2 separate regions of the Mus musculus genome follow, and region 1 is linked to region 2. A link is a contact called in ENCODE POLR2A ChIA-PET data. All regions are on one chromosome and are shown on one strand. Each heading gives the region's core, a stretch centred on a gene start or an enhancer-like site at or near the end of the contact. The rest is flanking DNA. Distances are from core to core; before and after follow the strand shown.

Region 1 (6,121 bases), core at 1,855-4,354, 290 kb before region 2:
GCTGAGGCAAAAGGACCACAAGTTGCAGAGCAGTGGAGGCCACAAAGCAACGTCCTATCTCAAGGCAATAAGAGGGCCTGCAGAGAGTTGAGAGAGTCCAGGAATTAAGAGCACTTGCTGTTCTTCCAGAGGTCCCAGGTTTGATTCCCCAGGCCCACATGGTGGTTCACAACTGTTTATAACTACAGTTCCAAGGGATCATACACCCTCTCCCACCTCCAAGCACCAGGCACATAAGTAATGCACGGTCATACGTGTAAGCCAAAGACCCAGACACGGTCATACGTGTAAGCCAAAGACCCAGACACGGTCATACATGTAAGCCAAAGACCCAGACACAGAAGAGAGAGGGGAGGGGAGGGGAGAGGAGGGAGGAGGGAGGCCCCATCTTTTCAATCCCCAGGTCCTAGCCCAGAGGTGCATTCTTTTCACAGAACTCACCCACTCATCCTGCAAGGCTTTCAGAATGGCTGGGATGCTGGTGGCGGAGGGAGGCTTGGGTCGGATTGGGTGAGCAACTGCCAAGAGAGGCAGCAAAGTAGGTATGAAGAACTAGAACCCAGGGAACTCTCCCCCACCACCCCCACCCCCAGCCACCATCTTCTCCACCAGATTGGCTCCACCCCCCACCGGTGAAGGCTGAGCTGAGCTGGCCTTGGACTTGAGGCTACTGGGCAGGCACCTTTGATGTCGATGAGCTGCTCCTCTGAGAGAGGCTGGTTGTTGATAGGATCTGTGCCATTCTCTGCAATGTACTTCTCAATGAGTCGCCGCTCATACACATGATTAGAGACAGGGGACACGCACGGGTGCTCTGGCACTTCATTGGAGACTATAGAGAAAGACAGGTAGTGAGAGTGAGCACAGGAGAAAAGGAGACGTGGGCAGAGGAGATTCTTCATTGTGTCAGCCCCAACAAGACCATGTCCTCCTAGTCAGCTATCAGGAAGCAAGGTCTGTGACAGCAAGCCTGCCCGTACTTGGTCCTACAATGCTCGCCAACTACTTAGCTAAATTCTCTGGTCTGCTGATAATAAAAGTCAATAAATAATAACTGCCCAGATCCTATGTGCCAGTACTGTACAGAGTGGTCAGTAAGTCCTGCCCATCTCATTTTTGAACCGAGATGGACAGAGAAGCACACAGAGCACAACTCAAACCTGTCATCCAGTGGGAGCCCTAGACAGATCAACAGGAGAAATTCCGAAGCAACGTGACAAGTACTGATAAAATGAAAACAAGCAAACAAAGAGCTCTGCTACTACATGCCAAGCAAGATTCTATTCTAAGCGCTTGACAGAATAGTCTGTGTACCCTTGAAGATGGCCGTTACAGCTGTCACTGACCTCCAGGACAATGCAGATACTAAGCTGACACTTGATAAACATCATAACAGGGTAAATGAGTGCAAAAGTCCCGGGGCCCAGAAAAGAATATTCCAAAGTACGAAGCCTTGAGCATGCTTAACTACCAAAATAAAAAATAAAGAAATGAAGGCCCCAAAAGCAGGCTTAAAACCAAGGTCTCTCTGACCTTCTCAGACTTGTTTCTCTACCTTCCCCTAAACAGGGTCAACTGGTTCACTTTAGCAGACAAGTGGAAGCTACCTCCACATCAGACTCTTCTGAAAGCTGCTCTAAGATAGCGACTTGTCACATCACAAAACAGCTCTTATTCACCACACAATTCTATTCAGCCTCCCATAGGTTGTGAGTCACCATCCTAAGGTTCAAGCTCCTATTCTTCTCCGTGGCTTCTCTTAGAATCACCTATTTTTGCAGGACTCCCATGCATGTGTTATTAAGTATGGATTTGTGCCATATTTAAAACCCGTATCTTGTACACGGCCTTCCTGTCCTATTCTGTTGGTTTATCACACTACTCGACGACTAAAGCTTTCTGGGAGCTTTCCCTCTTCTACCAGAGGAAGGATAGCCCTGGGCACGTAAGAGTGTGGTCTCAAAGATGGAAAGAAAACAAATCGTTTGTAAATACTTTGCAAACTGCAATTTCTCTAGTATGAGATTTCCTTTTCTGCTTGTCATTTCCCTCCTCCTTTTCCTTCTTTGAACTAATGGCAACGTTCTGAGAGGGAAATAGAGAAGGCGAGGAATCTAGTAACGTGGTAAACAATATGGGAGAACACCCGCAATGCCGTAATACAACACCCCAAGACAGGACAGCATAGTGCACGGGAAAACCATGGATCCAGGCTCAAAGAGCCAAGCTCCACTGCTTAGCTTCCTCGCACACCCCTAGGTAAACCCATTCTTCAAGACTTCCGACACCCTCTGTAACTCACGGATCTTTATTTCCCTTCAGACAATTCTTGTAAGCATAAAATGAGATCACCGTTTGGAAATGCATCGTAAATCAATACAGGTTTTCTAAACATTCGCTGTTTTCATTAGTCATACTGCGCGAGGCTAGAAGCCAGACACCTGGCTTCCAGCCCTGTCTCGAAGTCACTGCGTGATCTCTGCAAATCGGAAAGTCCGATTCCTAAGCGAGGTTTCCCAAGCAATGCCCACTGCAATGCTTTCAATTTTGCAGATGGGGAAACTGAGGCCCAAACCCGCTAGAGCCCAGATCACAATTGGAGGCGGATCCTGGGCATGTCCTCGGGTTTTTTGACACCAAGAGCTGTTTTTCACTGCACCAGCTCCTCCCCCCCACTTCTGCTCAGGCCTGTCTCAGCTCTGTAAAACGACGCCGGTTTCAAAAGACCCCTGAGACAGTCATTCTTCCCAGCTACGTGAATTGCGCAGCCCTGCGCAAATGCACCCTGCACGCAGGGCCGGGAGCTCCAGGGCCCGAGCCACAGGGGCCACACACGCTCCCGCCTCCCGCCGCAGCCAGCACTCACTCGAGCAGATCAGGGACATGGCGCCGTCGTAGCGCTGCTGCCAGTCGCCTCACAGAGGGTTCCCGGTTCTCTGCAGCCTCCGCGGGCCACTTCCGGTCCCCCGCCGCTTCCGGAGCGCTCGGACGCGGGTAGACAGCTGCCCAGCGTGGCGATGCTCGCACAACTGCTTCACGTGGGGAGGTGGCCGGTGGCGCGCCTCAGCCTTCTGCAGCTAACGGAAACTGCCCTTTCCCAGCATGCAACCGAGCAGGAAAAGGCCCGCCTCGAAACACTCGGCTGTTTCCGCATTGGCTCGGCTTCTTCCGGCGAGCGCTCCAAGAGGCCTGAGGCGGGAAGGAGAGAAGAAACTACATTTCCCATGAGGCTGCGGGGACCGCCAAGGCTCTTTTTTTTTTTTTTTTTTTTAGATGGAGCTGCTGTCACCTAGGGAACACTAGTCTTTGAAATGGTCGTGTGCAAGACAGATTTTTCAGGAGCTTGTAAAAGTGCAGATTCCTAGAGTCTGCCTTAGAGAGTCTGTAGGCATGATTCGGAGACCTGTGTTCCTTGGCCGGCTTTTGAGAAACAATGTGACCCTGTAAATAAAGCACAAATGAGTAAAGAAACTAACACTGCCTAAATTCTTGCTCTGGAAATATGGGCAAGCCAATGACTTCGTTGCCTGCTACGTTTTAAATATAGTCTGTTTTGTAAACTCAAGGGAATTTAGTTCCCAGCGTCTTATGTGTACGTTTAAAAGAATGGAAATTTGATGGGTGTGTTTGCAGAAGTCTTTAAACACAGGCACTGGGCTTCAGAGGCAGGCAGATCTCGGAGTACAAGTCCAACCTGGTTATATAGTGAGCTCCAATCCAGGGCAGTCAGAGCTGTGTAGAGAGAACATGTCTCAATAAGCAACCAAACAGTAAGAGTGGAAAGTTAGCACGACTATGGTGTTTTTCTGTGGTTTTGTTTTTGTTTTTTTGAGACTGGGTTTGTGTGTGTGTGTGTGTGTGTGTGTGTGTGTGTGTGTGTGTAGCCCTGGCTGTCCTGGAACTCAGTCTGCAGATAAGGCTGGCCTCAAACTCAAAGATCTTCCTGTCTCTGCCTTTTGAGTGCTGAAATCAAAGGTGTGTGTCATTACTATCTAGCTTAACTGTGGAATGTAGAGGTGGGATCTTTAGAATAAGACATTACAAGAATCCTGGTGGAGTTCATATAGGGAAAGAAAGAGTGAACAGGCACAAATGAACCAGTTGACTTCCATGGCAATGTGACACCAGCAAGGAAGAGGCCCTAGACATTGCCCACGTCATTCTCTTTGAACCTTGTGCTTCTAGAAATTTGAGCAAGGAGAACCCTCTTTTCTTTAAAGTAGCCTACCTCAGGTGTTTTGTTATAATAACAGTTCCCTGCCTCCTGCCAACTTCTTTTGTTTTCTCTACTAAAGACCGGACCAGATCGGCTACCAAGCCTGATACCCGAGTTCAGTCCCCAAGACACCCCCCCCACACACACACACACACAAGCACACACAGTAAAATAAATAAATAGGCTAGGCCTGGTGGCACATTGAGAGTAAGTAAATAAACTAAAATGGTATCAGTCATAATGGAGTTCTATGGTAGCAAATTAAAACTAGCTTTCTAACCTTCTAAGAAATCAGGACAGACAGAGGCAATGGCCACATGTCCTAGCCCTGCCAATCACAGCAAGCATGGTAACTATGTTCTGCCTGCCTTGGTCCTTATGAAAAGTACACTGGAGAAATCTGACCTATCAACCAGTCAGATCTCTGCACTTCCCTCTTTGTCTCCTAGCCTCCCAAGGAAAACATGCTCAGGCCTTCTCTTTTGTTTTATTTCTGCTTCCTGTCTAGGGAATGACTCCCCTCCGAGGCATCAAGACACACTTTGGCTCATGGAATGAGGTGTTGCCCAATTCTACAATCACAAAATATAGCCAACATAAATCTTTAATGTGATCTAATTGGTCTAAGAGACAGAAATGAGATGAAGAAAGAAACGCTGACATAGGCTGGGCAGTGGTGGCGCACGCCTTTAATCCCAGCACTTGGGAGGCAGAGGCAGGAGGATTTCTGAGTTCGAGGCCAGCCTGGTCTATAGAGTGAGTTCTAGGACAGCCAGGGCTACACAGAGAAACCCTGTCTTGAAAAAAACAAAAAAACAAAAACCAACTGCTGACATAGATTACAGTCTGTGGAATGATGGGCACATAAACAAGAAGAAAGTTCCAGATGGGTAGGTGCTCTAAATAAAAGATAAATTAGAGCGGGTTGAGAAGGTGGTACTGGGGTTGGAGGGGTGACTACTTTAGCAGGGTATGAAAAAGGTATGCATGCCCACTGGGGAGATGATGTTTGTTTTTAGCACGTAAATTTTATTTTAGTGTGTATGTGGATGCATGTGCCACAGCCCATGATTATGTGTCAAAGGAGAACCTCAGAGAATTGGCTCACTCCCATCACGTTGGTCTTGGGATCGAAGTCAGGTTCTCTGACTTGACCGGAAGTTCCTTTCCTCAGTGAGCTATTTCACCAAACCAAAGGGTGGCAACATTTTTGCTGAGACCTAAATAAAGGACACGTGTCAGTCCTGAGACCACAGATACCTGATGAGCCAACCTCCTCCACAGTCTCACCTCACCTCCCTCTTAGCCACATTGGCCCTTCATTGGCCCCTGGAGACCTTCGGTTGGTGCTCAAAATGTTTATGTGGCAGCCTTGCACCAACTCCTTCCCACTTCCCCTACCTAACCAAACCCTCCAGGGCAAACCAAAGCCTCATCTTCAGTATTGCCTTCTCTATGGGTCCTCTCTTGACCTCTGGCAGGCTTTTTGGTTGTTGTTGTTTGTTTGTTTGTTTAATTATCCAGCCCATTTTGTTGTTTTAATTAATTTTTTTTAGAATGTCCCCTTCGATATCTGAGTCCTCCTCGATAGATTGTACTACTCTCTGCTAGTTCTTAAGAGTCCAAGATGTGACCCCAGTGCCTGGCACTTAGCAGGGACATTGTCACTATTGTTTATTGAATGGCAGGCTGCCTGACAGGCCTGGCATCTCAAGTATTTAGATGTATGGTAGGAAATAAATGAGTCTAGGTGGGGCCCCTGAATGCAAGGTGATTAGACTAGATTGGTCTGCCAACAAAGCAGCATTTGATTGAGTTTTGAGCTGATAACCATACTTCCAGAAATTTCCTCTGGAAGAGGTGTACTATGGAGTTCGGAATAGAATAGTATTGTGTACCTATGTC
Region 2 (6,267 bases), core at 1,582-4,081:
TTACAGACTGCCATTCCCAAAGAGTTTCTACTTAAGCCTTCACCCATCCCATTTAAACTCTGCACCCAAGGGTTCCTTCAGGGCCCGTCCCTTACCTTGGGCCTGAAGAGCTCCATGACTGCAATCTTCCCGTACATTCCCACCTCTTTGACTGGCCGAAGACCCTCCGCAGTGACCACATAGATCTCTAATCTTGTGTTTTTAGCAATCAACAGGTTCAGATCTTCCGCTGAAGTAAAGTGTCCTGAAAGAAGAGAGCCTCTAACTTTGGAAGCTGGAGGATAGGCCTTTCAGGTACCTCTAAATAAATCTACCTAAGGACCTCGCCTCCTCACCAAATGAAGCACCTCAATGTCTTGCTTCACACACTCAACAAAGCTATAGTCTTAATCAGACTTTTAAAAATGTACTGTCGACTGGGCAACAACAGCCTGGCCTTCAACAAACTATGACCACGAAAATTCTTCGGATGGTTGTTGGGTTTTCCTTTCTAAATTACAACAGCAGACTGTAATTGACGCTAATGGAGAAAGCCTGTGTTTCCTTGAGTTCCCATCCAGAAAGATAAAGCGAAGAAAATTTCCCAGAGCCTTCAGTGTTGTCCTTTTATCTCCCAAGCAATCTACCAACACCACCCAGCCCTCTGTAGCTCTCTCTGAACAAGAAACTTTTGTTCTGAAATGATTAGCATTTACGTAAATACACGAATTTAAGTAGCTGAAAATATGAGTTCAAGATGAATGTTCTTTGGTTTGGGATGTAACTGCCGATAAAGAGCCACGCACACAAACAAGGCAAAGCTCGCACACTGACGGGCCAACCAAACCTTGTTCTCCAGCAGCGCCCTGGAGTAAACAACAGCCCCAGGCAAAAGGGTGGGTCTGGAGAGGGCCGGGGGGGGGGGGGTGCAGACATTGCTCAAATTCCTCAACCTCCTGGACATCCACCGGAAAATTATGAACTCAAAACTTGCCCCATTATCATCTCCCCTTTCCCCTGACCACATGGGGCAAGTTTGAAGACTCAATCAACCACGCACACAACTCACACTTCGCTCTCCGTCCCATCAGGCCTGGACCAATCCTCAATAACAAGTGACCTCCTATGAGCAAAAAAGGACCCAGAATAGCTGCTTCCGCTGCCCAAAAGGCGCGTGGTGGGAACAGCTCCTTTGAGATCGCGAGCTAAGGGGGACGTTCCGCGACTGCCAGCGCCTTCCATTCCCGGAGCCCAAGTTTTTGCTCCCGCCGCCCCTGGGGCCGCTGGCCTCCCTAGGCCTGGGATCCCTCCCTTGCCCGGGTCTCCGGCCGGGGCAATCTCACCGGTCACACAGCCGTTCACTGCAGTAGGCTTCTGCGCCGTTACGACGTAGTTGTACGACATATTGAGGCCTTGGGTTGGCCCGTGGGGCGCCTAGAGCGACGATAGAGAGACGGGCGCGAGCGAAGAGACTGAGAACCCCCACCCTCACGCAGCCAACTCCGTGGCTGCTGCCTCCGCCCCTGAGACACGTTGCAGGCCAGAGAGGCCAGGCGCAGAGGATCACGGGACGGCCTCACCTGGCCTCTTGGAGGACTTACGGAGCCCGAGGCGGCCAACCAAGCGAGGCCCCGCCCCCTGAGGTCCCGCCTTCTCCTAACCGCCAGAGGTCGCAGTACCCGGATGAGAGCGAGAGTACCGGTACGCAGGCAGAACTGGCCTCCTCTTTGGTCTGCTACGCCCTAAGTGGCCGCCTGCTGGCTTCCCAGCCCAGATCCGCGCCCCTTCCTCAGATTCTGCCTCCTTCCTTCCTCCATAGCTCCAGGCGTCCTCGGGGTTTTCCCTCTTTTAAAACAGGAAGGGCTGCGGAGGACTAGACTGGGGATAAGAGGTGACCATCTGTGCACATCCCAGAGTAGAATCGTGCTTTCCTTTGCTTAATTCTTCGAGCTCCTCCTGATCCCTCGAATGCCCTCAACTGACTTTAGAACAATCATCCCAGCCTCACACATCACCTGGGGGTGTGTTTGCTCACCTCTTTTAATTTCTCCAGAAACGAAAGGACTCTCCACTAAATTACTTGATAGCACTATTAGTGCCTCTACTGCGATACAAATTCTAAGCTCAAATACAACGCAGGAATTTCACAGGAAGAGCCTAAACACCCAGGTGACTAGTGCAATCAGCCCCGCAGATGCAGGTCCCAGGCTTCATCAGACAGCCTCCATGTCCCCAACCCCAAAGGAGGAGCAGCAGAAGCCTAGTCCTGAAGCATCTCCAGAATGCCGGAGGAGGAGAGCTAACTCCCTATTTTACAAATGAGGCAGAGATCAGTGTAGCTAGGTTTGAACCAGGTGGAACTGAAGATGATTTGTACCTCCCCAGCTGGCACTCGACTTGACTCTGGGAAACTGGTTGACTAAGGGGAAACATTAGGCTTTGTAGCAAGACTAGACATGGGCTCAAGTCCTAACTCTCAGCAACACAATCTTAGACAACTCACTAGAGCTTTCAGTCTGTGTTCCAGAAGTAAAATAGGATCACAGAGCTGACTCACTACTAGTGTGGCCAGCCAGAAAGGTAAAGGTCTTTGTACATTTTCTCCTTCCCAGCTTTAAGCTGGACATGATTCCAAACACTGCCTTCTGGCTAAGTGGGGGTGTGAACTTTGGTCAGTCCCCACGCTCCTCTCCATTCCTAGCCCACGAACTAGAGTTTGGACTTGGATCAAAGTCTGAGGCAGCTCCCTAATTCTTAAGGCACAGGCACGGGAGGCATGACATTGCCAATCGGCTGCCCATACCTTCAGCAACTCAAGTCCTTTCCACTCCTGCAGGTGCTGCTGTCTCTACTTCAGACCTGGTAGCAGTCAGGACCGTCCACCCGGCGGCATCTCAGAGCAGAAGTGTGAGCTCAGCTTGTTTCAGAACTTTCCCACCATGGTGAGTCCTGTGGGAGCCACAATAGAGGGACGACCATGGGGAACCCCACTCTGGACACCCGGACTCTCTCTAGTCCCCATCTGAGACGATGCTGCCTCTTGGGGTTCAGAAGACAAGAATTTCATTTTGTATCTCCAGCTTAATCCCCGTTCCCTTTCCTGTGGGCGGGGCACTGGGCCAAGCCAGGTCTGAGGTTAACCTGAGGCACCCTGAAACCCCTATGGCTAGGATCTCAGGCACGCATTTAGATCAGAACAACAAGTTACTTGCTGTGTGATAAGTCACTTTGCTAGTCAAGGAGGGAACCTGGAGGAATGATCGGGCCCTTGTTCCTCAGCCTGGGCATGTGTGGGCTGCTCCCAGAGCAGGGAACTGCAATGTGGGAGGCTCTCAGTGTCCCCGGGGTTTGCTTTAAAACTGATCTTGAACAGATCTGGGCTCGATTTCAGCCTCGTGCCCATCACTGTGTTACTACTATGCCAAAGGCTTCACTTCTCCGGGTCTCTCCTCTCGCCAACCTCATCTGCAGTATGGCAGACTAAGACCTGCTAGCACATGGCCTGGCCGCACAGTGTTGATCAGACTAGAATCCTAGTGGCCTAGTCTGTACCTCCCCTTTCTTGCCTTTCCTTTCCCTTGTGTTACTGGGAAACAGGCATGGCTCTGGTGCAGGAATGATTGGGAATCTCTTGGAGGGAGACTCAGTGATCCCTCTTTCCCCACCCTGTGCCTGTGACTTCAGCCACTTGGGAAAACAGCATGTGGCTGGGATGAACCTGGAGGGTCTAGGCACTGGCTGGCTGTGTGACTTTGTGCACAGTCATTTGTTGTGCTTCAGTTTTCTGCTGTTTGTACTAATCTTACCTCCAAAGGGTTATTGGGGAAATTAAATTAGACATATTCATACTTAGAAATGGGTCTGGCTCTTAGTGCGTAAGAAATGGAGCTCATTTTATTCTGCTTGTTGTCTGTTGACCTAGGCCACTCTCGTCATCCTTAAGTAGGTGTTATGGCCTTGGCCCTTGTTAAATGAAGGAAAGCCTGGCAGGAAGACATCAGCGCTTCATTTTGCATAAAGGCTCAGAAAAAAGAGGCAGGAAGTGTGTTTTGCGGAGACCTGGGTCAGGCTGCGATCACTAGGTGGCGCCAGCAGTCTCTTCTGGATCCACTTTGAGGCTCGCTCTTCCTGCCTCCTGAGGACAAAGGCTGCTGGCTACATCCCATCCCGGAACAGTTATTTAGCTAGCTCCAGCTTTTCAAAGCCTGTTCACAAAAGGGGCTATGGCACCTTTTTAGCGAGCTTTTCCCGTAACACTGGTATAAGCTCTGTAAATCACTGTTCCCAGAGGAAGAACTGAGCCCAGAACAGAGGTTTGCTCCCTGAGTTCAGGCGTGGTGTCCTGCTGACACTAGAGCCTGGGCACACGGCGACTCTGGTCTCTCTTACTGCACACGCTGTACAGACTCAGCTGGACCCAGAGGTATTCTCCAGGGTTTAGGTCAGCCTTTGCACGCCCTCTCTCCTAAGGAGGCCCATAGCTCACCGTGTAACTGCCCTGGCAGAATGCAGACATTCTAAAGAGACATTTCACCCCTTCCCATTAGCTATCAGACTGCTGAAATAATGCCTGCAACAAAGTGGAATTTTCCCAAGAATCTCAAGCTGGGGGAGGTAAAGACAGAGAGACAGAGGCCCTGACACTCACGAGGAGAAGCAGCCAGGAAGAGATTTCACATGTTTCTGACAGTGTTTCAGCTGCCTGCAAGAAGGGGATGAGTCAGTCAACCACACCTTGGCCCTAACTGACTAGGCTTTTTTTTTTTTCAGTGTTTTATTTTTTATATTTGTTTGTTTGTTTTGTTTTGTTTCTGCCTCCTGAGTTCTGGAATTAAAAGCACACACCACCACAACCTGGCTTGTTTCAGGGTTTTTTTTGTTTTGTTTTTTTTTTTGCTTGTTTGTTTTTTTGTTTTTTTCAAGACAGTGTTTCTCTGTATAGCCCTGGCTGTCTTAGAACTCACTTTGTAGACAAGGCTGGCCTCGAACTCAGAAATCCACCTGCCTCTGCCTCCCGAGTGCTGGGATTAAAGGTGTGCGCCACCACGCCTGGCTTGTTTCAGTTTTTATGTTCAGTTTGAGACACATGGGTCTCCTGTAGCTCAGGTTGGCCTCCAACTTTCTGTGTAGCTGATGCTAACCTTGAACTCCGGAGTCCTCCCCCACCCCCGCCCCCCAAGCCTCCATCTCCTAAGGCCTGTGCTACCACACCCAGCTAGAACTACTAGGTTATACATACCTCTCTGTTTAAACCTAAACCTCGTATCCGTGCCCTGAAGATGGCTTTGGACATGAGAGAGTATCCCTGGACCTCTTTATTTGTTCCTCTTCCCAATGAGAACATATTAATGAATTGATAAATAATGAACAATCTGATAAATTATTATAAAACATAAATTATAAGTAAATTGATAAATCTCCTTTGTCTGCTCCTTACTGTTGTCTCTTTAACTGGCCTGTTGAGGACATGGCTCTGAGGATAGTTATTAGGCTCTGGAGCTGAGGCTTTGACCCTGACGATTCCTGTGAACGATTCTTCCTGTGGCTTGTGAGGCCCCTGTCTACCTCTTCCTGTAGGCCATATTGCTTGCAACACTATGTCACTCTGATGCTTCCAGGAGCCACTATTCTATTCTGTATCCCATACCTTGGCTTATGCTTCCTTCTGCTCCGAATACCCCCCACCCCCTTCCCAATGCCTACATGTCTCTTTCTTGTTCTTCATAGAGACTTCCCCTTTAGGAGACTGAGGCCCTTTTCTTCTGTGCTTCCACACACATGTATGTCCCTCTTGCATAGCATAGCACGTAAGAATGATATCTGTGTTCCCATGAAGGGCCTAGCACTGGGCCCTGCTACCCTGCATGAACGGTCTAGCTCTAGCCCAGGAAAACCAGTTGTGGTACCAACTGGGTTGGTGTGGGGCCTGCCCAGACTCTACCCATCATAGGAGTCTCAATCTAAAACCTACCTCCTCTAACAGAAACTGACAGGGCCCCAATTTCATTTTTTTTTTCTAGTGAACTCCCCCATTTGCTTTACATTGAAGCTGTTTTGCAGGATACATAGAAATCATGGTGATACATAGAAATCATGGTGTAAAGGTCTATTAGTTAAATAAATACTGAATAAAACATTGAAAGTTGAGAAGTCACAGACACCTGCACCTGGTAATGACATAACTCAAGGTACCACTGTATCCTTAGAATTCCTAGGTGGCTTCTGTAGTTCCTTTCCCCTGGCATGAAACCCCTGGGGAGATTTGGCACTGTAATGTTGCTGGGCAGG

Evidence for each region. ChIA-PET counts read pairs that join two places held with the same protein, here RNA polymerase II (POLR2A).
Region 1: POLR2A ChIA-PET joins it to region 2 with 11 read pairs in embryonic stem cell. The contact joins the promoter of Prpf19 here to the promoter of Tkfc in region 2. POLR2A ChIA-PET finds 5 or more read pairs at or near these places in 2 of 5 experiments (Patski and embryonic stem cell).

The regions. Positions count from the first base shown.
Region 1 is chr19:10,892,214-10,898,334 of GRCm38, reverse strand. It overlaps Prpf19 (pre-mRNA processing factor 19), which reads right to left and starts at 3,104. Exons shown (of 16, transcript NM_134129.4): 1 at 2,867-3,104; 2 at 683-832; 3 at 442-518. The coding sequence starts at 2,885.
Region 2 is chr19:10,600,822-10,607,088 of GRCm38, reverse strand. It overlaps Tkfc (triokinase, FMN cyclase), which reads left to right and starts at 2,831. Exons shown (of 17, transcript NM_145496.1): 1 at 2,831-2,921. The coding sequence starts at 2,919. Ddb1 (damage specific DNA binding protein 1) reads right to left here and starts at 1,492. Exons shown (of 27, transcript NM_015735.2): 1 at 1,323-1,492; 2 at 96-244. The coding sequence starts at 1,383.